3 separate regions of the Homo sapiens genome follow, and all the other regions are linked to region 2. Evidence: chromatin loops called from intact Hi-C (ENCODE). Cell type or tissue: CD4-positive, alpha-beta T cell. All regions are shown on one strand.

Region 1 (8,000 bases), 300 kb after region 2:
CTAGATTTTTAAAAATAAAACAAAGCACAGTGTTAACTAGCAATCCCAATTGAGTCTGGATATCCCATGTTTTATCACATCCTGGCATAATGAAATTAACTCTGGCCTTAAAGGTTATGAGCTCTTTCTGTGTATCTCACAGTTTCTTGTGGTTTTATATATATATACACACACACACACACACACACACACACACACACACACACACACACACACACATATATAGTCTTTTTTTTTTTCTTTTTTGAGACAGAGTCTCACTCTGTCACCCAGGCTGGAGTGCAGTGGCACCATCTCGGCTCACTGCAAGCTCCGCCTGCCGGGTTCACACCATTCTCCTGCCTCAGCCTCCTGAGTAGCTGGGATTACAGGCGCCCACCACCACGCCCGGCTAATTTTTTGTAATTTTAGTAGAGACGGGGTTTCACCATGTTAGCCAGGATGGTCTGTATCTCCTGACCTCGTGATCCACCAGCCTCAGCCTCCCAAAGTTCTGGGATGACAGGCATGAGCCACTGCGCCCAGCCTGTTTTTTTTTTTTAGACAGGGTCTCACTCTGTCACCCAGGCTGGAGTGCAATGGTGCGATCTCGGCTCACTGCAACCTCCATCTCCCAGGTTCAAGTGATTTTCGTGCCTCAGCCTCCCAAGTAGCTGGGATTACAAGGGTGTGCCACCATACCCAGCTAATTTTTGTATTTTTAGTAGAGACAGGATTTCACCATGTTGCCCAGGCTGGTCTGGAAACTCCGACCTCAGGTGATCTGCCCACCTCAGCCTCCCAAAATGCTGGGATTACAGGCGTGAGCCACTGCACCTGGCCTCTTGTATATTGTATTAGGGTGAATCTTGCATGAAACCCTTCAAACCAGAGCTGTTTGGGGTCAACATCTGAATATAGCACTCAGAGCTAAGAGTCATGCTTAGTGTCAGCAGGGGTAGGCCCAACAAAGGGATACTTAGTCCTCGCTTTTTGAAGCACCAGAAATTCTACAGCTTGGGTTACATAGATGCTCTAAGGTAAAAATATTAACTTTCTCTTACTGAATTTGGTTTGCTTTTGGTGACAAGAATAAAGACAGGTAATAAGAAGGCAATCTACCTTGGAGTAATTCCATTAGTCACTAGATCTCTGTTTTTAAAGACCATCCTCCATAAGATAAACCATTGCTCCTTGGAGACTTGGCTGATTCCAGGGCTGGGGCTGAGATAGTACAAAATAAGCCTGGACATCTTGTTGCACTGGAAAGTAAATCATTGCTCAAAGAATGATGGGAATATGTAAAAAGAACAAAACCCCCAGCTTAAAAGGGGCTCTAGGCTGGGCGCGGTGGCTCACGCCTGTAATCCCAGCACTTTGGGAGGCCAAGGCGGGTGGATCACTTGAGGTCAGGAGTTCATGACCAGCCTGGCCAATATGGTAAAACCCTGTCTCTACTAAAAATACAAAGAAATGAGCCAGGCATGGTGGCATGTGTCTGTAATCTCAGCTACTTGGGAGGCTGAGGCAGGAGAATTGCTTGAACCTGGGAGACGGAGGTTGCAGTGAGCTGAGATTGCGCCATTGCACTCCAGCCTGGGCAACAGAGCAAAACGCTGTCTCAAAATAAATAAATAAATAAATAAAAACAAAAATAATGGGGGGTGGGAGGGAGGGTGGCTCTACTGCTAAATTTGGGACAATGTGAGCACCAAAATAAATAATGATAATAACATAGCCCTGTGGTCTTGTGACTTAATAAGAAATATTTATTTGGTCTTTTCCCCTGACTGAGTCTTGGCACACAGCTTCTAAAGCCCTTGAATTTCCTGAGCTGTAAGGGCCATAGGTGCATCTTTTGTTCTAATATTTGGTCTCTTTGACCCCAGTTCCTGACACAGAGCTCATAAATCTTTTGGAAGGAATTGCTTTCCCTTTTGCTCCTAAGCAGATAGCTACAGACCGAGGCCAGATGTCTCCACAGGTAGCTACTTTATATTGACTTTATGTAAAGTGCAGATTTACTAAGCATGAGACAAATACATAATTGACTATTCCTTTATGCCCTCCTTTCACATATGAAATGTGGATTTGGTGAACGCTGATCAAAGACTTGAAAGAATGCAACTGCTTGCCCCTTTTATCTACCATCTCCCCCTTTTCTTTCTTCCTCTTTCCCCTACTGCTCACCCTTTCCCCTTAATTATTGACGTTCCCAGACCCTTTTTGTCAAAAGCTCGGATCACAGATTGTTCCTGCAGGTTTCTGTTGCTTTTTCCCAGGTGCATCTTCAACCCTGGCAAAATTAACCTCAAAACTGATTGAGATAAGTCTCAGATACTTTTTGGTTTACAATGGTTATGTAATAAAATGCCCTTGATTTTATAAAATACACACTGAGATATTTCGAGGTGAAGGAAAAGGAGCATTATACCCATGGCTTGTTCTCAAATGGTTCAGAAGACAGAATAAAGCAAATGTTAACATTTGAGAATCCAAGTGGATATGGAAATTCTTTTACTATTTTTGCAACTTTTCTCTAAGTCTGAAATTATTTCAAAATAAAAAGTTGAACATGTTAAGTGGGGATAGTGAGTAGATCTTAGGTTTACTTTATTCCTAAGCATTTGGATTCCAAGAGTGGGTGGTCCTAAGCCCAGAGAAGAGGCCAAAAGGGAAGCTGAGGGTAGACAAGGCAGTGGAATGTTCCTGGGGAAATGCTTTGGGTTGGCAAAGCATTGGTCCTCAGAGCAGCCCATTATGTAAGTGCATACAAGGGAAGGACCAGAGGACAAAGGACACAAATTAAAACCACAGATTCCAAAGCACCACAAGTCCACGCATAGGCAGATGTGTGGGCAGCCAGGAGTAAAAGGGGCAGCAATATTAAAGAGTAAAAGGTGTCGATGAGTACTTGGAAAGTGAATTATGAGGTCCCTCAAAAGGCAGAGAAAGCTTGCACATCCAGCTTCTTCCAGGAGATTCTTAGACACTTCCTTACTGGGGCAGAAACCTACCTGAACACTTTGGCAGCCACAAGCAAGTACAGGCAAGATGAATGCGCTTCCTTGGAGGAACAGAAACCCAAAACACTAGAGGCAGAGCCAGAAGACCTCATCATATTGACCCGTTTTATTTTATAGACCATATGGATACCTTTCTACCATATTTTAATATCAACTCAATACCCGGTCCCCTTTAAAGCTGTCTCTTTATAAACAATGACAGCCACAACAAACAAACAAAAAACCCACCAACATGTGGCAAAATGCACGCCGCATCTCAAATGCACGCCGCATCTCAAGATGACCCGTTTCCAAATACTGTTTTGAAATAAAGGAAGCCATGCTTAAATTATACTCCTTTAGCGCCATCTTGTGTCTGCACAATGAAAAACGCCTCTTTCCAACTCTTCCCCAAATGTCCAAGAAAGGGAAATCCCTCCTCATTCCAACCTAAAATTTTCCTAGGTTTAAAATTTCTTCTTCTGAGCTAAAATTACTCTTAAAAACACATTAAAAGAATTAAATCTCAATTCTCAGCAAACAAAGACATTCTTTTCAAAGTTAAGTGTACATGAACACAAGTGGAGAATAGCAAAAACAGATTAGTCTTGATTCACAAATCCCTTAACTATCTCACGGTATTCTGCAATTCTCCCTTCAAACTAATAGTACTCCATTAAAATAGAACCTTTCATAAATATGTCAGTTTATAATTAAAAACAAATCAGCCATATTGGAAATGTAGTTTTATCTTCTTTCCTTTACTCACATTTGAAGGACCAAACAAGCAATCTTTTAAAAACAGCAATAACAACAAAAACTCAAGAATTAGGAGCTTTTCATAACAATTTCAGTGCACATTTTTCAAATTTGTTTTCCTTTCCCAAACTTAAGCAAAAACTCATTATCTTCTCATCAGCAATAAATACCATGATATAAATTTCCAAAGAACAGCAGAAATCTATTAATGGCATGCAGTGGTGTGCTGGAGCCAACTCATACTGGCTCATAAGACTATCGTGTGTATCTCCTTCCAAACACAGTCTGTGATGTCACACTGGTAGTTTGAAACCAGCCATAGTGGGAGCACTTACCCTGCGGAACTGGCAAATGCTGCAAATCAGGGTCCCTCTTGCCCCAGTCTCCTCCTGGAGAGCCGATTGTTAAACTCTTACCAGCACACATTGCATAAGGGAGGCAAGAGAACACTTGTATCCGAGTCTTTGCACTTTGCTGAGAAATCTCTTACGTGTCACCAAAACCTTTTCTTATTTTTTTATTTTGGAGATGGCGTTCTGCTCTTGCTGCCCAGGCTGGAGTGCAATGGCACGATCTCGGCTTGCTGCAACCTCCACCTCCCGGGTTCAAGCAATTCTCCTGCCTCAGCCTCCCGAGTAGCTGGGATTACAGACGCATGCCATCATGCCTGGCTAATTTTTGTATTTTTAGTGGAGACGGGTTTCATCATGTTGGTCAGGCTGGTCTTGAACTCCTGATCTCAGGTGATCTGCCCATCTCATCCTCCCAAAGTGCTGGGATTACAGGCGTGAGCCACCATGCTTGCCTACATGTCACCGAAATCTTAATGGTCATGAACTAAAGTCTATGAACACAAGAAAGACTTCATTTTAGGGCAGCCTATAATTAAACAATTTAATATCTTAAATCCCAATTATACCTTCCAACATTACATTTACATTTAGCAGCTTCTTCCTCCTCTAGCTTCTTTAAATTTCTCATAAATCAAGAGAAAATAAGTATTAGCCTGTAGTGAGTATGTTCAGAGCTTACTTTATGAAACAGTTTTCCTGGAATGCAAACAAAAAACAAATGCTTAAGGGATCTCCAGACAACTGCCAGGTTTCTCCTGGCTCCATCCTGATTCTTTTATGTCCCAGGTCTAAGGCCAAGGGCTTACTTTGATGATTATGGCAATTTAGTCTGTGGTTGGACGGAGAGGACAAATGTGGAAATTATCAGGGGCTCATAAGAGTGCTTTGATTATGTCAGAAACTTTAAGCACAGCACATATATTAATAGTTATTTCTTTTCTTTCTTTTCTTTTTCTTCTTCTTTTTTTAAAATGGGGATGAGGTTTTGCTCTTTTGCCCAGGCTGGTCTCGAACTCCTGGGCTCATTGGTCTCAAACTACTGGGCTTGAGCGATCTTTTCACCTCAGCCTCCTGAGTAGCTGGGACTACAGGCATATGCCACCATGCCCAGCCTCAAGTAAAAGTTATTTCTGAAACCGGTCATTAAGAATGTGAATTATAGGCCGGGCACGGTGGCTCACGCCTGTAATCCCAGCACTTTGGGAGGCCGAGGAGGGTGGATCATGAGGTCAGGAGATCGAGACCTTCCTGGCTAACAGGTGAAACCCTGTCTCTACTAAAAATGCAAAAAAAAAAAAAAAAAAAAAAAAAAATTAGCTGGGCATGGTGGCGGACGCCTGTAGTCCCAGCTACTCTGGAGGCTGAGGAAGGAGAATGGGGTGAACCCAGGAGGCGGAGCTTGCAGCGAGCCGAGATAGCGGCACTGCACTCCAGCCTGGGTGACAGAGTGAGACTCTGTCTCAAAAAAAAAAAAAAAAAGAGTGTGAATTATAAACTTCACAAAAGATTGGGTAAAATTTCCAAACACAATACAAGACAATAACTATTTGGGATTACTTTTGGAAATACGGGGTAGAAGATAAACTCTGATATGAGTCACATGAGAGAAAAGGACAGCAAGGTGTTCTGTGCATTGTTATAGGGAAAGTATGTGTCTAAGCACAGATTTTTTTGTTTTGTTTGTGACAGGTTCTCATTCCATCACCCATGCTGGAGTGCAGTGGTGTGATCCTGGCTCACTGCAGCCTCGAACTACTCCCAGGCTCAAGGAATCCTCCTACCTCAGCCTCCTGAGCAGCTGGGGTCACAGGCATGCACCACCATGCCTGGCTCCTTTATTTTCTTTTTTATTTTTATTTTTTTGTAAAGACGAAGTCTCACTGCCCAGGCTAGTCTTGAACTCCTGGGCTCAAGTGATCCTCCTGCCACTGCCTCCCAAAGTGCTGGGTTTACAGGCATGAGCCACTGCACCTGGTCTAAGCACTGAATTAACCAGCACAGCCATGGCAAGGATGAGAAAGATCTGAGGTTCTGCCGAAAGCATGGCCTGCATTTATCTCAGGCTGCTCCACTCGGAGGATGAGCTATTCTCAGGCGCTTGTCTCCCCCAGGATCCTGATGGGGACTACACAGGATACAGAAGGACAAGGCCAACCTCACCCTAAACATCTTGCTGTGTTCTGAAAGCCCCATCTCATTGTTTCTCCTATTTTTAAAAAAGTCTTCTTTTCTTTCCTTAGCATAATTCTCAGCTTTCTCCAGGCCTGAGCTCTGAGGCCGCTGTCCTGGGGAAGCTCTTCCTGTTGGCCTGGAATGTGGTACCCAGCAGCTTGGGACTGGATCGTCACTGCTGGCTGGAGTCAGCAGAGGGAGCATGGGTCACACGATGTGGCCACTGTGCTGCTGGCTCTTCAGCACGGAGTCTTCAGAAAGCACAGAGGACAACCGGGCGCAGCGGCTCACGCCTGTAATCCGAGCACTTTGGGAAGCCGAGGCGGGCGGATGACCTGAGGTCAGGAGTTCGAGACCAGCCTGGCCAGCATGGTGAGACCCCCGTCTCTACTGAAAATATGAAAATTAGCCAGGCATGGTGGTGCACACTTGTAATCCCAGCTACTCAGGAGGCTGAGGCAGGAGAATCGCTTGGACCTGGGAGGTGGAGGTTGCAGTGAGCTGAGATTGCGCCATTACACTCCAGCCTGGGCAAAAAGAGCGAAACTCCGTCTCATAAAACAAAACAAAACAAAAAATACAGGGGCCTTTTCACCAGCAAAGTCAAACAAGTCCACATGAACACAGATCAGGAGCTAGATTAAATTAATTCACTCTCTTACAAGAAAACTAAATTAAAATTTTATTTTTTTAATTAAATAATTAAAAATTAAATTCACTCTCTTACAAGAAAATCCAATGGATTTCTTTCCTCTGATTATAAAACAAATGTTTACCTTATTTCTCATCTTAAACTTTTCTGTTTCCCATTTCCTATAACAATGTTCTAAAATCTCACCGTCTAGAGATAGCCACTATGAACTTAATAAAGCTTATACTAGATTTTTCACATAATTACAAAAATAAGAGTCTTCTCATCTTTTAAAATTTTGTTTTATGGGGCTACACAATTCCATAATGTGGATCCACCTTAACAGACTTACTTGACATCCTATTTGGAGTGTTTAAAATTTTTGTCATTTTATAGCAAAAGATTTTTCTGTAGTTTGTATTATTTTCTCAAGACCAGTTGCTAGAAGTGAATTATTGTGTCTGAGGGTATAAGATCTATCTGGCTAAAAACCCTTCCAAATTTACATTCCCATCAGCTGTGGATGAAACTGTCTTCCATAGCATCCTGGCTAGCACTGTAATTCTAATTGTGTTATTTGTCCAAAAAATGGAATATGGTTATTGTGTTTTGCATTCTTTTGCTTACTAAAAAGATTGGCTGTATTGTATGGTTTTCTTCATGCATTAATTGTATATGTATTTAAAACACAATTTTATCCATCTGTCCACTCATTCAGCAAATGTTTATTGAACACCTACTGTGTATAAGACACTGTGCTAAAACCACACACATTATCCTGAACCAAAATCTTAATGGCCTCTGCCGCAGGACACCATCCCTTCCTGGCTCTGCCATTCCAGTTAGTGCCTCCTGTCGGCTGATTTGAGAACCGGTGTGAGTGTCATTGCCATCTTCCATCAATTGACACATTCTAGGAAATTCACCTTGAAAATGTCTCTAAGTGTCATCCCCTTTTTTTATTTCCACAACCACTAACTCTTATCCAGGCATCCAAGAGCTCTTGCAAGGAATATAGGATCTGAAGTGATCTTCCTCCTCCGTATTCAACCTACAAACTGATGCTGGAGCAGTCTACCTTTCCTCTGATCAGAAACCTTC
Region 2 (8,000 bases):
CTGACCCTTGCTGTAGACGTTTTCCTTGTAGATGATTTTCCCTTAGACTAAATAACCTAAAACGTAGATGTGTAACACTGAGTGCCTTATTTTTCCCCTCAAACTTGATCTGCTTCCTACTCTAGTGAATACCACCACCATCTATACAGTTGCACAAACCAGAAACCTTGACACTTTCCATGCTCTGTGTCTGATTCGTGACCAGGTCCTGATCTTTCTGCCTGAATATTTCTGAGTTCTCTCTCTTCTGTCCCTGCCATTGTATCTCAGTCGACGCTACTGTCATCCTTGCAGTGGTTCCCTCACTGGGCTGCCTACATCCACTCTTGGCTCTGTTTCCATCTGCTTTCCACCCTGAAGCCCAGGCAGGGTTTCCATGGTGAGAATTTCAACAGGTGACCCCACCTGCTGAACACAGTGTCTTACGTCGTCTCAGGATGAAGACTATGCTCCTCGGAGTATCCCGTAAGGCTTGCGTGATCTTAGGCCTCTTTCCTCTCTAGTCTCTCTGTGTGGTCTATTCTCAATTCACTACCTAGGCACACTGATTGTCTGTTTTCCGTTGCTAGAACTCTCCAAAGCTTAGCGGTGTAAACAATGTGTTTTGTTTTGTTTTTGCAATGGAGTTTCGTTCTTGTCGCCCAAGCTAGAGTGCAATGGCACAATCTCGGCTCACTGCAACCTCTGCCTCCCGGGTTCAAGCGATTCTCCTGCTTCAGCCTCCCGAGTAGCTGGGATTACAGGTGCATGCCACCACACCCAGCTAAATAATTTTTGTATTTTTAGTACAGATGGGGTTTCACCATGTCGCCTTGGCCTCCCAAAGTGCTGGGATTACAGGCGTGAGCCACTGCTTTTTTTTCGTGATGTGTGTGTTGTCTGGGCCTGGCTGGGCAGTTTTGCTCCTTGTGGTGTCTGCTGGGGCTGGGACTTCCAAATGGCTCCTTCGCTCACATATTTGTCACCTCAGCTGCAATGGCAGGAGCAGCTCTGGTGGCTAGGCATCGCTCCCACTCTGTGTCTCCAGCAGGGTAGCTGGACCTCTTTATATTCAGTTCTCCAAGAATGAGCTTTCCGGCGGGTCGGGGGTCGAGGGGGCGCAGGCGGGTCATGTCCTGACATGCAAGTGCTCATCCAACCTCTGGATGCATCAGGCTTGCTAATGTTCACCAGCCAAAGCAAATCACATGACCATCCCTGCTGGGGTGGAAGGGGCCTGCATCGGGCATATGTAGGGAGGGTTGGTTGACCGGGGGTCACCCGAGATAACTGAGTACCACACTGACCTTTTCAGTCTTTCCTGCTTATCACCAGTCCTTTTGGTTTCAGGCTATTGCACATGTTGTGCCCTTTACACAAAATGGTCTTCTTTCTTCTCTTTATCTAGATAACTCTCTCTCCCTTCACATCTCAGTTCATGTGTCTTCTTTATTTATTTTTGAGACAGAGTCTTGCTCTGTCACCCGGCAATTATAGATCACTGCAGCTTTGAACAACTGGGCTCAAATGATCCTCCTGCCTCAGCCCTCTAAGTAGCTGGGACTACAAGCACCTGCCACCACACCTGGCCAATTTATTTTTAAATTTTTATAGAGGTGAGGTCTTGTTATGTTGCCTGGGCTGGTCATGAGCCACTGCACCTGGCCCATATTGTCTTTTTTTTTTTTTTTGAGACGGCGTCTGTCTCTGTCCCCCAGGCTGGAGTGCAGTGGTGTGATCTCGGCTCACTGCAACCTCCATCTCCTGGGTTCAAGTGATTCTCCTGCCTCAGCCTCCCAGGTAACTGGAATTACAGGTGCCCACCACCATGCCCAGCTAATTTTTGTATTTTTAGTAGAGACATGGTTTTACCATATTGGCCAGGCTGATATCGAACTCCTGACATTGTGATCCACCTGCCTCGGCCTCCCAAAGTGCTGGGATTACAGGCATGGGCCACAGCGCCCAGGCCCATATTGTCATTCTTAAAGGAAGTTACCTCCCCAAGTATTTAGATCCCCTTATTTTAGGTTTTCATAGCACATAAATAGTACTGCTTACAGTTAGGATTTTAATCTGATTTGATTTTTATCTTCTCCAGTAGATTTTTAAGTTACAGGAACTTGTTTCTATAGTAACTGTCATGTAGAAGACATTCAGTAACTGTTAATTAAATAAAGGAATTAAATAATAATAAATGATTTGCCTCTTGGATTGGTTTCCAAACTGGTCTTCCTGCTTATATGCTCTTTTCTTTCCAATCTGTCTGGCATTTATCAGTTTATTATCACTAAAATAATGTATTATTCCAAAACCACTATGATTATGAAATAATAATAGTTTCAGATTCCAGTTGAACAGTCTTTTTCAACTGGAATCAGAGGTTTCCAGATTCCAGTTGAACAGTCTTCTTAAAAAATTTTCCCTAAGATAGCTGATTAAGTCTTCTATAGGTTTTTCGCTATAGCTTTTTAAAGCCTCTACAGTATGATTCCATTTAACTTTTGAGCCTTATCTCCATCACTCTCTGCCAAACTGGCTTTGTCTCCTCTTGCTGCCTTTCCCTTAAGTTTGCCTCTGTGTCTTTGTTCTTGTTCACTTATCTGTTCTCTAACCTTCCTGCTCCTTCTCCAGGCCAGTCCTTCCCATCCTGAAGGCCTCACCTCTCCTGAAGTGAGCATGCCCTTGGCTCTGCCACAGATAATCAACCCTTGGTATCCATGGGGGATTGATTCCAGGCCCCCTACGGATGCCAAAACCTGAGGATGCTCAAGTCTTTTGTTTAGAATGGCATAGTAGTTGCACATAACTGATGTGTATCCTCCCATATACTTTAATAATCTTAGATTACTTATAATGTCTAGTACAATGTACATGCTATGTAAATCGCTGTTATACAGTTTTAAACTTTGTATTACTTTTTAATTGCATTATGTTTTAAAAATTTTTTGTTAAATATTTTTCATCCACGGTTGGTTGAACTCATAGATGCAGAACTCGTGCATACAGAGGGCACACTGTACTTTATTTTATGTTTTTTTTTGAGACAGGGTCTTGCTCTGTTGCCCATGCTGGAGTGCAGTGGCACGATCTCAGCTAACTGCAAACTCTGCCCTGGGTTCAGGCAATTCTTCTACCTCAGCCTCCCCAGTAGCTGGGACTACAGGTGTGCGCTACCATGCCCAGCGAATTTTTGTATTTTTTGGTAGACATGGTTTCACCATGTTGGCCAAGCTGATCTCAAACCCCTGGCCTGAAATGATCCACCCGCCTCAGCCTCCCAAAGTGTTGGGATTATAGGCGTGAGCCACTGTGCCCCGCTGTACTTAGAGTTGAGTTATTCAGTACTTTATGTGACCTGCTGATTTTTGTGTGCACTGGCATTTGGCTCTAGGAAATATTTCCTTTGCTTTCAGTCCTGTGCCTGTTGCCGCAGCCCCCTTCCCACCCAGACCCCGGGCTGTTCCAGGGAAGAGGCTGCCTCCTGTCCTGGGCCCTCATAGAGTCCAGCACGGCGCTTTCACGTGCATGTTTCACAGTAAGCTTTGAATCAATATTTGTTTATCTGATTATTTTTTCAGGGTGAAGAAAATCTTAAAACAAGCATTTGTACGTTTTTAGCAGTTTTATCACATTTAGACATTATTACTCAAAATATTCCAGAAAAGGTAAGTTTGTTTGTAAGAATTTAAACTTGACTGTAAAAAAAGAATTGTATGTATTTGTACCAATTTTTTATATGTAGAGCATTCCTGTGAATGTTTGCAATTTTTCCCTTTCCTTTCCACTGCCCTGCTAATGTGCACATGTATTAGACACAAATACCCAGTAAATGGGAATTACCCATTTACATGCATACACACTGAGGTGTGCTTGAGTACATACCAAATTTATAGACAAACTACTGGGTAAGTTTTTGTTGATACTTGTATAAAATTAATAATTATTTATAATTCTTAGGATTAGGATTACTTAGGATTCTTTAAACAGGACTTCCCTTACCTTCTTTGACTGAATGGTAGTTATTTAACAAATGCTCGTGCAAAGAAACTTATGGCCAGACTATTAAAAGCTGTTGGGTAATTGAAGGTGATATAAAATGACTGTCATCATTTGGAGTGTGCAGTACAGTTACTTCATGTTCCTCAGGTTTAGAACAATTTCCCCTGTAAGTTCTCACACAGATAGGCAGAAATCATAACTAATTTTGGTTAATCACTATGGCAGCCGTTGAAGAATTTAAGAGAACCTGCCAGTAAGATTTGGAATAAGATTCTATATTATTGCATCCACAGAAAAGAATGTACTGATATACTATAAACTCTAGGAGAAAACTTAATTGAAATAGTGTTATTAAGTGTTGAAAGTACCATAAAAATATAAGGGAAAATAAGCTTTCCTAGAATTTTTCAGTGTTCTAGTTTTTAAACAGTGATGTTTTTTATTAACCTATTTCATCCATTCAAAGACAGGCCTTTCTCCACACCACATTTTCCTCTAAAATCATGATAACACTTTTAAATTGATGGTGTCTTCCAGTGTGTATCAGCCAGATGGCAGTGTGTTACAGTTCCAGGAAAACTCGTTCACATCTTCCGTAAGATCAAGAAGGCTCTGGCATCAGATAAGATCAAATGTTGTCTTTCTGTTTTAAATATGTGCCGCAAAGAGATTTGCTTACAATCTATTGAGAAAGCTAAAACAGAGCAGACATTGTCCTGTTGCGGGGTAGATGAATAGCCTAAGAATAGTTTAGACAAATTCTGAAAACGAATTTACCTTAGAAGATGTTCATGTTAGATCTGGTAAAAGTAACATGTTATTTTTCTGTCAAGCCCTTTTTGTACTTGCCGTTTATTACATATTTTAGATTTATTTTTTATTTTCGAAACATCCAAAAAGGAATGCTAATTAGTGAAATGGAAGAATTTCCATTTCAACACCTTAGGAAAAAAAAAACTGACTTGACATACCTAAGAAAAGGCCAAGTTGATTTACTTTGTCAGTCTCTTCATTTGTGATACGTAAAGTCCGTTGTTACCTAGATAAATGTAGGTTTGATTTCTTGGAAGCAATCACTTAAGACTTTCCATTTTCTTCAAAGCATCTTACTTAACCTGCATGTGGGATCTGTACTGAGCAATTAGAGATTCAAAACAACTGTCACACACGACAGAGGTGGTAACCGCCCAACAGGTTCACCTCTTCCGCCGCCTACACAGAGCCGATTTATCAAGACAGGAATTGCAATAGAGGAAGAGTACACAGAGCTGCTTGTGCAGGAGACTGGAGTCTTATTAGTACTCAAATCGATCTCCCTGAGCATTCGGGGATCAGAGTTTTTAAGGATAATTTGGTGGGAGGGGGAAGGCCAGTGAGTCAAGGGTGTTGATTGGTTGGGTCGGAGATGAAATCATAAGGAATTGAGGTGTCCTTTTGTGCTAAGTCAGTTCCAGGGTGGGGGCCACGAGATCAGATGAGCCAGTTAATCGATCTGGGTGGTGCCAGCTGATCCGTCGAGTGCAGGTCTGCAAAATATCTCGAGCACCGACATAGGAGCAGTTTAGGGAGGGTCAGAATCTTGTAGCTTCCAGCTACATGACTCCTGAACCATAATTTCTAATCTTGAGGCTAATTTGTTAGTCCTACAAAGGAAATCTAGTCCCCAGACAAGAAGGGGGTTTGTCTTGGGAAAGGGCTGTTATCATCTTTGTTTTAAACTATAAACTAAACTAAGTTTCTCCCAAAGTTAGTTGAGCCTACACCCAGGAATGAACAAGGACAGCTTGGAGGTTAGAAGCAAGATGGAGTTGGTTAGGTCAGATCTCTTTCCCCACCTCAGTTACAATTTTGCAAAGGCGGTTTCAGAATCAGAGCACGAAGTGTTCCTATAAAAGGAAAAAAAAAAAAAACCTTTCTTAATTATGCTCATAGTTGTGTATTGTCCTGTCAGCTTGCTCATTGTGTAAAATGAGCGGACATGAGAATTCACGAGCAGAGCTTTTTACACTGATATGTATGAAAGCATCATTTACGTCCTGAAAGCCCCAGCCGAGCGATCACTGGCAGTGCCAACATTTTTGAGTGTGGGCTCCATAGGAAGCACTGTTTTCCCTATTGAGAATTATAGTGGGTTTTTTTCATTTACGAGTAATGTATACCTAGCTCCAAGATCTTGGTTGCTAACACCATTCTCCAATAAAACGAACCAGGGATCGCTGGAGAAATAGCTGATTCTAAAACTAGGGCAGAAAGTATACAAGATGAGCCTGGAGCATCTTGTAGAGTCAGAGAGCAAGGCAGAACTTTATACATACAGTGATGTGAGATGGGCATGCAGAGGGAAGATGTTCCCAGTGGCTGAAGCTGAAACAGTGTGAGCAACAAAATAAAGCAGTGTTGGATCACAACCCAAAGAATAAAATAAATATCCTCGAGCCCACACCGATATAAATAAATGATTGAATCAATAAATGAGTCCAGGCACTGTGGCTCATGCCTGTAATCCTGCACTTTGGGAGGCCAAGGCGGGTGGATCACTTGAGGTCAGGAGTTCGAGACCAGCCTGGCCAACATGGTGAAACCCCGTCTCTACTAAAAATACAAAAATTAGCCAGGCATGGTGGTACATGCCTATAATCCCAGCTACTCAGGAGGTGAGGCAGGAGAATCACTTGAACCCGGGAGGCAGAAATTGCAATGAGCCAAGATTGCAGGACTGCACTCCAGCCTAGGCGACAGAGTGAGACTCCATCTCAAAAAAAAAAAAAAGGATGGACAAGACAAATCTCTTGTAAAAAAAATTACAAGTAATTTTTATAGAAGCTCTGCCCTGAGGGAGGGGGAGCGTGACTTCTCACTCCTTCAGTGTGGGCTGCACAAGTGACTTCCTTCCATATGGGATCGTTATAACAAAAGACTGTAACAAGGGCTATGGGAGTTATAAGACAGGAATTGTGGACAAAAACCAGTGTATATCATAACATCACACCTTGTAATGTTGGCAGTACAGTCACTGACCTTTGATAAATGTTGATGACATGTTGAGTAAAGGAATGAGAGAAAGAGGATTGTTTATCTCTGTTTTTATCCTTCTCAGAGAAACTTAGAGTAACAAGTGTGTTATCAGCCATGCTGATGCCTTTGGTAAACTATTGTGTGAATATGGTTGTTTTGAATTGGTCAGTAGAAACTGGGCTGCCAGGCGCAGCCGGTAAGCATTTCCATGTGAGCCTTAGGGGAGAAGTGCATTTGGTAGGAGCATCAAAATAGCTTCTGATATTTCATTAAAAGTTTGGGTCCGTCTGGTTCCTTCATTAGTATATGTCACTTCCTTTGACCTTCAGTGTCTGTTGAACCATGTGATTTTAGAAAGCAAGGGATTGCTTGACATCTCCAGGCTGTGAAGACTAAAGTTCACAGGAAAAGACTACAAGGAAATTTAAACAGTTTTATTATTTTCCCCCTCATTTCTTAATTTTCCTGCCACTACTCAGTACTGTGTGGGTCCAGGATCACCATTAGGGAAGACAGAGTAGCTCAGAAATCAGTAGTGAGGAGGAGGACAGCACTTTGTGTGGTATCTTGCTCTAGGAGCATTTTCAAGCCATCAGAAGTGGGACTCTTGAAGACTATTTCTGACTTTCTCAGCACAAATTAAGATAATAGGAGATGGAGGCTCCATTTGAAAAACATTTTGGTTGTATAATGGTTAGCATAAAACATACTTTTTTCAAGTTAACTCAGGTACTAGAGTATGGGGGGCGGGGGGAAATGTACTGCAGCATTAATGAAAACTAGAGCTGGGAGAATGTGTTTTTCCTTGAGTAAATTGCAAATGCCTGTGCACCGCATTTGACCAGGAGGGAAGAATGAGAGGCCCTGGTAGCAAAGCCAGTGGAAGAAGTTTTACTAGGAGCAGTTGTATCATTCGTGTACTTTTTTTGTGTCATACAAGTGAGAGTAAAATGGTCCATGTCTGTGTTTTGAGGAATTTTTTGCCTTTCTTTTCAGAAACTAAT
Region 3 (8,000 bases), 87 kb after region 2:
TAAACTGCTTTATTGAGATATAATTCACACATCATAAAATTCACTCATCTAATTATGCAGTGTATTGAGTTTTAGTATATTCACAGAATGGTGCAACCACCACCACATTCTAATTTTAGGACAAACCATTTGTTTTCAAAATTGAAGATAAAGAATTCCATGTTATGCAACCTTGGCTAGATTTAGAAACACATCTGTTCTATGGGGTAGTAAGTCTCTGGCCATGAATTCCTCCTGCCTAACTCTATCCTTGAAGGCTCAAGAGGAGCAGGAGCTCAGGGTCTGTACGGCAGGTGTGGGTTCTTAGGGACGGCTCTGACTTGGTGTGGCAAGGCGGCCAGCAGGTCACTTCATGCCCTCTAGCTCCAAACGATCACATTCTGAAAGAAAGGAGAGAGCAGAGATTTCCCAGAGCTTTTTGCCTCTTTCATCAGCAGCAGACGGAAGTCCTGGTCTCCTCTCTTGTACCCTCCGTCTTGGCTTCACTTTTCCTCTTTAAAGGAGCCCAGAGAAACATTCTTTAATTGCTACCCAGACCCGCCTCTAGAGGGCAGACAATTCCCCAGCTGAGCGGGGACACAGACTGCATCTCAGAGCCGCCCCGCTGTTCCATCCGCAGGAACTCTTTTCTAGGATTTTCTGCTTTTGGGTCCCTCCTAGGTTTGCCGCAGCGCATCCCCGTGCTGGCCACCTTCTGGCGCGGTGGGGAGTGGAGGTGTTGTGGTTGTGGCTGTTTTCTTTCTGGAAAGAAATCTCTCAACCTACCCCTCCCGCAACCCCAACTCAGGTTTAGAATGTATCGAAAGGACCGCAAGAGAGTTCTAACCATTTTATTTCATACACGTTACCCTTCATAGTCCCTTTAAAAATTTCGATAAAATGCGCGTGCCATAAAATTTACCATTTAAACTATTTTTAAGCGTACAGTTCTGTGGCATTAAGTACGTTCACATTGTTCAACAATCGCTACCAGGTTTTTTTCATCTTTGCAAACTGAAACTATATGCCCACTAAACAATAACTCTCCATTTCCCCTCTCCCCAGCCACTGGCAACCAGCATTCTACTTCTGTCTCTATGAGTTTGACTACTCCAGGAACCTCATATAAGTGGAATCAGACAGCATTTGTCCTTTTGTGACTGGCTTATGTCACCCAGCAGTGTCTTCAAGATTCAACATATTGTAGCATGTGTCAGAATTCTTTCCCCCTTCCCCCTCCATCCTCCATCCTCCATCCTCCATCCTCCTCCTGCTCCTTCCTCTTCCTCTTCTTCTTCTTCTTCTTTCTTCTTCCTCTTCCTCTTCCTCTTCCTCTTCTTCTTCTTCTTCTTCTTCTTCTTCTTCTTCTTCTTCTTCTTCTTCTTCTTCTTCCTCTTCTTCTTCTTTCTTCTTCCTCTTTTCCTCTTTTTTTTGAGACAGGGTCTTGCCTTGTTGCCCAGGCTGGAGTGCACTCGTGTGATCATAGCTCATTGCAGACTAGAACGCTTGGGCTCAAAGGATCCTCTTGCCTCCCGAATAACCAGGGGTACAGGCATGCACCACCATGCGTAGCTAATTTTTGAATTTTTATTTTTGTAAAGAGAGGGACTCACTATGTTGCTCATGCTTGTCTGGAACTCTTGGCTTCAAGGGACCCTCCTGCCTCCACCTCCCAAAGTGCTGGGATTATGGGTGTGAGCCACTACACCTGGCTCAGATTTTCTTTCTTTTTAAAGTGGAATAATATTCCACTGTATGGCCATGCCACATTTTTTTCATCCATTCTTCTGTCAATGGGCACTTGGGCCGCTTCCACTTTTGGTTGTGAATAGTGTTGCCACGAATGTGGGTGTGCACATATCCCTTTGAGTCCATGTTCTCAACTCTTTTGGGTTTTCATGGTCATTTTTGCCCAATGGGAGAATAAGATGAATCTACCCTAAGGCAGGGCTTCCCCACTTTTTCGTGTCCTGGCTTACAAAGGAAATATCTGTTTGTCTCCCTGGGATTTGGAGCCTCAACAGGGTAGTGGAGGTAACTAGCCCAGCATCCTGCTGCCCCAGCTGCCCCCTCCCAGACATGCCTGGACACATGGGGTAGGGGAGCTCTCTGCTCTGGATAACGAGATTCTCCAGGTTTAGAGCCCATGTGTCAAGTGGTACGTGTGGTGCATGGAGTGTAGACGCTCTAGGTGTGGGTGATGGGATGAGGTGTACTAAAAAGGCTCTTGTTTCCCCTTGGCTCACACCCCTTCCTAGAGTACTTGGCCCTCTGTAGCCCTAGAATGAGACCCACTGGCTCTCATAGCCCCTGGCATAGCAGCTGCTTGGAACAGCTGCATAATGTTACTGAAGTGGAGCAATCAAATTATTGAAAATGCCAGCATTAAGTTAGGATGCCCAAGGCAGGCAGGCGGCTGTGGGGGCTGAGCTGGAAGACTGGGTAGATTTATGGACTGGGGCTGCCGCTCTAGGTGGCACTTAGAGACCAGTGTAAACTGAGCTGCGGATCCCGTTCAGAAGAAAAAGTGAGAAGGAAGCCACAGGCAGGGCTGAGCGGAGGGCAGGTGCCTTGAGGGAGAGGGAGAGGAACAGGGGAAAAGTGGAGGAGGGAGAGGCTGCCCCAGGACTTAGAGCTTCTGTGAGGCTTTGGGGATGCTTCTGCATTTCACTTTTGCAAAAGTCAATTCTATCGATATTACAGTCTCCTTCCCTTGAGACAGATGGGCTGGCTTACCCACCCTGAAGGTTCTTGGGGGCAAGTGCAATTGAGGAAAAGCCAGAATGTGGTGAGGACTGCTTCAGGACTGGTGCAGTGGGAAAGTAACAGAATGGCCATGGAGACAGCACTGAACGCTTCTTTTTCAAATATTTTATTAATCTGTTTGGCCAAACAGGTAATGGAAACTGAGAATAATAATTTGCTAAAAAGTTCAGGTCATGAATGCCCCTTTCCCCCAGGAAACAGAAGACTCCATGGTTACAGAATGCACCATTGGGTTATGACAACGTTTCAAAATAATGTTTCCATTTCATATGTAACAATGTAAACTTCAAAAATAGTAAACTCTAACCCCTGACCCTCTTTACAGATCTATCACAGATAGAATTTTCTGGCAGACCTAAATTGTGTAAGTAAACAGCCTGGTGCTTAAAAGTTTCATAAAAAGGTTTACAGATTTCAGTAAATAATTTTTCAGTCTTGGTCAGGAAGTAAAAGCAGCCAGCAATTCCCCTCCTGCACAATGTACCTTATATGGGTATTGTACACCGCGGGCCACGCTCTGTATACACTGGCCATCAGCTCTGTCATTTTTTTGTACACAGACATACACATATATAGAGAGTTTTATTTGTTTCTAAAGATTTTTACATCTAAATTATAAGACGGCGCCAGTGACGTATCACGTCACCTCGCTTCACATAGGTAAAGACGAAAATTCTGTAGAAGGCACTGTGATTTCTCTTGCATGATCTTACACAGACACGTGAGAGCAGGCCAGCCGGGGCTTGGACTTATCTTGTCCTTCCTGGTACCTGGCACAGACCTGTCCTCTGACAGTTTTTGATGTTCATCATCCATTTCTGCCTTGCCTCTTCACATCCCAGACATCCTTCCCTCCCTCCTTCCATCCCTCCATCCATCCATCCAAATAAATTGACAGTTATCTTTTGGTTCATTGAAATTCCTTAAAATTAAGAGTACAGCTCTGGTATAAAACAAAATATGACCTACCATAGCTGAAAAATAATCACAGTGTGCAATGTCATGTTCAGTTGCTAAGATTCAAAACACTTGCTAAGATTCAAAACACTTGCCCTGATGGCTGGCTTGTCAAGAACGTCAGCCATCCAAAACGATCTACGCAGGGAACTTTTAAACCCACTTTACATTCGTTGGAAAAGCACTGAGAGGTTCTTCTTTTCTCTTTTGTATTGAATTGGTACCCTTAAGTGGAAGGTCTGATGTGGAAAAGTGCAAGCAAATTGGACATGCCAATAAATACCATAGAACTTACCGCAGATGACCAAAACTGTACAGGTATGTACACCTTACCCAACTGAGGTTCCTCCCGGCAGGAATAGACCTCCCAGTCATTACCACCGAGTTCTAGAGGAGTGGTGTTAGCGGGCGAAGGAAGGGCGGGCTCTTCTGTTCTTGCTCTGAGGTCCTGAGCTCAGGTCGGCAGCGCCCTCTGCAGGCTCCTCCTTCTTCCTCACTTTGAGTCGGGTGAGCAGCTTGATCAACCAGACATCCCACTCCTCTGGCAGGAGCAGGAGGAGAAAACCCAGGCCGATGATGATGATGGCGATGACCCGGACCCCATTGAAGACGATCTGACTGGTGTAGTGATCAATCACTGTGGGAGACAGAGCATGGAGGTTTCTCAGCTGCAGGGTTGGGGGCATGTCCCTGGAGAGTGGGCAGGGCCTGGGGGCACCCTCCTCTGTCTGGCAGTGTTGTGGTCTTCCCTGGACCACAGGATTCTCCTCAGTATGATTTTGTTCCAGGTGGGCTGGGGTTACCTCTAGTAAACAACCCTTAACTTTATCAAACCTCTCTGGTATGAAGCCTTGCACTTGTATGTCACCTCCCAAAACTGACTTGGTAGTTCAAACATTGATTTATGTGATTAAAACAAGTGAATGAAGGGCAGTTGAGGAGATGAGAGATAGATAGTACACACACACACACACACACACACACACACACACACGCATTTGACCCTTGAACAACATGGGTTTGAACTGTACGGATCCACTTACATGTGGATTTTCTTCCACCTCTGCCACACCAAGACAGCAAGACCAACCCCTCCTCTTCCTTCTCCTCCTCAGCCTACTCAATGTGAAGATGACAGTGAAGATGAAGACCTTTATGTGGCCCACTTCCACTTAACAAGTAGCAAATATATTTTCTCTTTCTTACGATTTTCTTAATAACATTTTCTTTTCTTTAACTTTATTGTAAGAGTACAATACATAACACAAATAACACATACAACATATGTGAATCAACTGTTTTTCATCAGTAAGGCTTCTGGTCAACAGTACCCCATTAGTAGTTAAGTTTTTGGGGAACTGAAAGTTGTATGTGGATTTTCAACTATTCAGGGGTTTGTGCCCCCATTCTCTACATTGTTCAAGGGTCAACTGTATTTTTTTTTTTTTTTTGAGACAGGGTCTCACTCTGTCACACAAGCTGGAGTGCAGTGGTGCCATCAGGGCTCACTGCAACCTCCACCTCCCGGGCTCAAGCGATTCTCCCATCCAGCCTCCTGAGTAGCTGGCACTATAGGTGCCACCACGCCTGGCTAATTTTTGTTATTATTATTATTATTATTATTTTTGTAGAGATGGGGTTTTGTCATGTTGCTCAGGCTGGTCTAGAACTCCTGGGCTCAAGCGATCCTCCCACCTTGGCCTCCCAAAGTGCTGGGATTACAGGCGTGAGCTCCCGTGCCTGGCCTGTATTTTAATTTTTAATATTGGTAAAACACCCTGTTAATTCACTAGATAAGGAGAGCCAACCAGCCAGTCCCTTGAGCAGATGTCGGGGAGAACCCAAAAGCCAGGCAATGGCTCTGCCTTGACAAGTGAGATACGCGGCAGGGTCCCCGGCTTCTCTCTTCCAATCAAGAGTGGCCTGGGATTCCTTTTCTGGACTCATCATTAAACCTTTTATGTTGCAGGTAAGTAATGAAAAATGATTTTAATGAATCTCTCAAACACCTGGCCATATTATACGCTGAAAGGAAGTTTCTATAGAAGACAACTGGAGCACGCCTTCTGGAGACAGGAACACGGTATGACCACAAACTAAAGATGCAAAGAATGTAGGGGGAGGACGGTGACAAGTGATTTTTCAGAAGCCTGCAGCATCTGGACCATTTTTCTTTTTTACCAGCTGTCCAGGAGCTCAGGTGCTTTCTGCATTTTGAAATGCTGTCTCATCGGTTATTTCATCTGGTTGTCACATCAACCGAAGTAGCAAGGGTAGGTATGACTTTTCATTTGCAGGGGAGGCAAGCTAAGGCTCAGAGAGCAGATATGTTGGGACCACAGATCTCCAGGTGGGTTGTGGTGGTGCTGGGCCTGAGCCCTGTCTCCTGACACCTCCCCCAGGCCTGGTACACTGCCGCCGCTGTGAGGCAGTCCTTCTGGGGGAGTCTGGGCCATGGTGGGGCAGAGAGGTCGAGCGCCTTTGGAATGGGAGCGGTGGGAAACCAAGTCATGAGGAAAGGCTTGGGAAATTGGGGTGCCTGCAGGCATAGTCACCACCACATTGAACAGGATAAGGGTTTGCCATTCCTTTGGGGTGGGGGGGGGGCAATCTTTTAATGGCCTGGAAGTGGCAGGATTTGGGAGATGGCTTTGGAGGAAGCTGTGCCAGGGACAAAGGAGTGAGTGTTCTGGGGAGGACAGATTCACAGCCCTTTTCTGGCTGAGAGAAGGATGCCTAGGGAGGTCAGGTATGAGGCCAGGAGGTTCTGGGAAGAAAATCCAAAATTCCTATCCGTGCGAGCCAGGAAAAGGAAGGCAGTGAGGGGCAGGTGAAGACAAGCTTCTGAAAGAGCTGTCAACTGTGTGCCTTGGCAACGAGTCCCCAGGGGAAAACAAAGGGCAGTCCCGAGTTCCTGGGCAAAGGGCGTTCTCTCCCTGTCTTCCCGGAGGTCAGGGAAAATGCCGTTCACGCTTCTTCAGCTTGTCAGCATGTTTCTACCTCATGCCTTGAGCAAATTTTCTCCCCCAGAAAGTTACCTGCAAAAGTGACATTTTTTTTCTGCTACATCATTTCCTACATTTGTTAATAATGCTGATGAGATTCATTCTGCTCCCCATACCAGTTAGAATCAAGATGCCTTTAGACTTTCTGTGTCTTGAAGTGGTATGTGAAAATCAGCCCATTATGGAGAAAATATTGCATATATAACTAATAGCAACATTTCACCTAAATGCTTTTTTTTTGGCAGACAGTTAAACACGCATTCTATAGCAGGCAGAGCAATAATATATGTGAGTATGTATGTGAGAGTATGTGTGTGTGTGTGTATGCATGAGTGTGTGTATGTGAGTGTATGTGTGAGTGTGTATGTATGCATGAGTGTGTGTATGTGTGTGTGAGTAGGTGACTGAGTGTGTGTGCTTATGTGCAGATATAGAAAGCCGCATAGGTTTACCTGCATTCACAGGTATGCTGAGGACGATTCCAAGAGACATCAGAGTGGGATATGTAACGGCAATTCCAAAATTTAATACAATATTGAATGCTGAAATAAAGAATGTAAACAACGAGTGTTATTCATGACTGCTGTGTACTTTACCTCCCTGCTGGCCTATCTGACCCAGGTTTTCCTGATGAGGCTGGAGTCATAGGAGTTACAATGACCCTCTGCTCTGATTCAGTGAACTCAGAGTTCCTCTGGGGGCTCCAGGACTTGGGACCAGGAGCAGACACTCTGAGTACTCAGCCCCTCTGTTCCCTGAGTTTTGAAGAAGGGAAATAAGTTTGGAAATGGTAACCACTGAGAAGGTGACTGGGACCATCTTACCAATTTTGCTTTTCTCTGCTGCTGGCAATGCTTCTGGGATAACTGCATGAACAGGAGCTCTGGGAATTGTTTTTTGTTTTTTTGTTTTGTTTTGTTTTGTTTTGTTTTGAGGCACAGTCTTGCACTATCACCCAGGCTGGAGTGTGGTGCACAGTGGTGCAATCATAGCTCACTGCAGCCTCAATCCCTCTGCTCAAGTGATCCTCCCACTTCAGCCTCCTGAGTAGCTGGGACTGCAGGTGCACACCACTGCACCTGGCTAATTTTTAAATGTTTATGGAGATGAGGTCTCATCATGTTTCCCAGGCTGGTCTCGAACTCCTGGGCTCAAGCGATCCTCCCATCTTGGCCTCCCAAAGTGCTGGGATTACAGGCATGAGCCACTGTACCTGGCTGGGATATGTGTTTTTAGATGGAAACTGGGTAAGTCATGTCCTTGGTTGCATTCCTGCCTAGCTCTAGACTTATA

The links. Peaks named below come from ENCODE experiments on the same cell type or tissue, not always from the same donor. Only the 100,000 strongest peaks of a DNase experiment are listed, where the experiment ranks them.
Region 1: a loop joins it to region 2, with 4 times the contacts of the local background. A loop is called at or near these places in 4 of 110 quality-filtered maps.
Region 3: a loop joins it to region 2, with 12 times the contacts of the local background. A loop is called at or near these places in 9 of 110 quality-filtered maps.

What each region holds. Positions count from the first base shown.
Region 1 is chr1:234,110,132-234,118,131 of GRCh38, reverse strand. All of the region lies in intron 2 of SLC35F3 (solute carrier family 35 member F3), which reads right to left. Among named protein-coding and RNA genes, the nearest start is that of SLC35F3-AS1, 160 kb to the left of the region's middle. In CD4-positive, alpha-beta T cell, CTCF peaks have their summits at 3,195 and 3,394 (motif pointing left); a DNase peak (open chromatin) is centred at 3,341; H3K27me3 peaks cover 257 bases.
Region 2 is chr1:234,406,092-234,414,091 of GRCh38, reverse strand. It overlaps TARBP1 (tRNA guanosine 2 -O-methyltransferase TARBP1), which reads left to right. Exons shown (of 30, transcript NM_005646.4): 23 at 3,561-3,647; 24 at 7,993-8,000. Among named protein-coding and RNA genes, the nearest start is that of COA6-AS1, 36 kb to the right of the region's middle. In CD4-positive, alpha-beta T cell, CTCF peaks have their summits at 4,333 and 4,533; DNase peaks (open chromatin) are centred at 4,561 and 5,161; H3K4me3 peaks cover 948 bases; H3K27ac peaks cover 1,878 bases.
Region 3 is chr1:234,319,347-234,327,346 of GRCh38, reverse strand. It overlaps SLC35F3 (solute carrier family 35 member F3), which reads right to left. Exons shown (of 8, transcript NM_173508.4): 7 at 7,160-7,249; 8 at 2,836-4,339. The coding sequence ends at 4,104. Among named protein-coding and RNA genes, the nearest start is that of MIR4671, 17 kb to the right of the region's middle. RefSeq lists an enhancer at 596-765. In CD4-positive, alpha-beta T cell, CTCF peaks have their summits at 348, 561 (motif pointing right), 3,965 and 4,170 (motif pointing left); DNase peaks (open chromatin) are centred at 556 and 4,156; H3K4me3 peaks cover 1,062 bases; H3K27ac peaks cover 1,104 bases.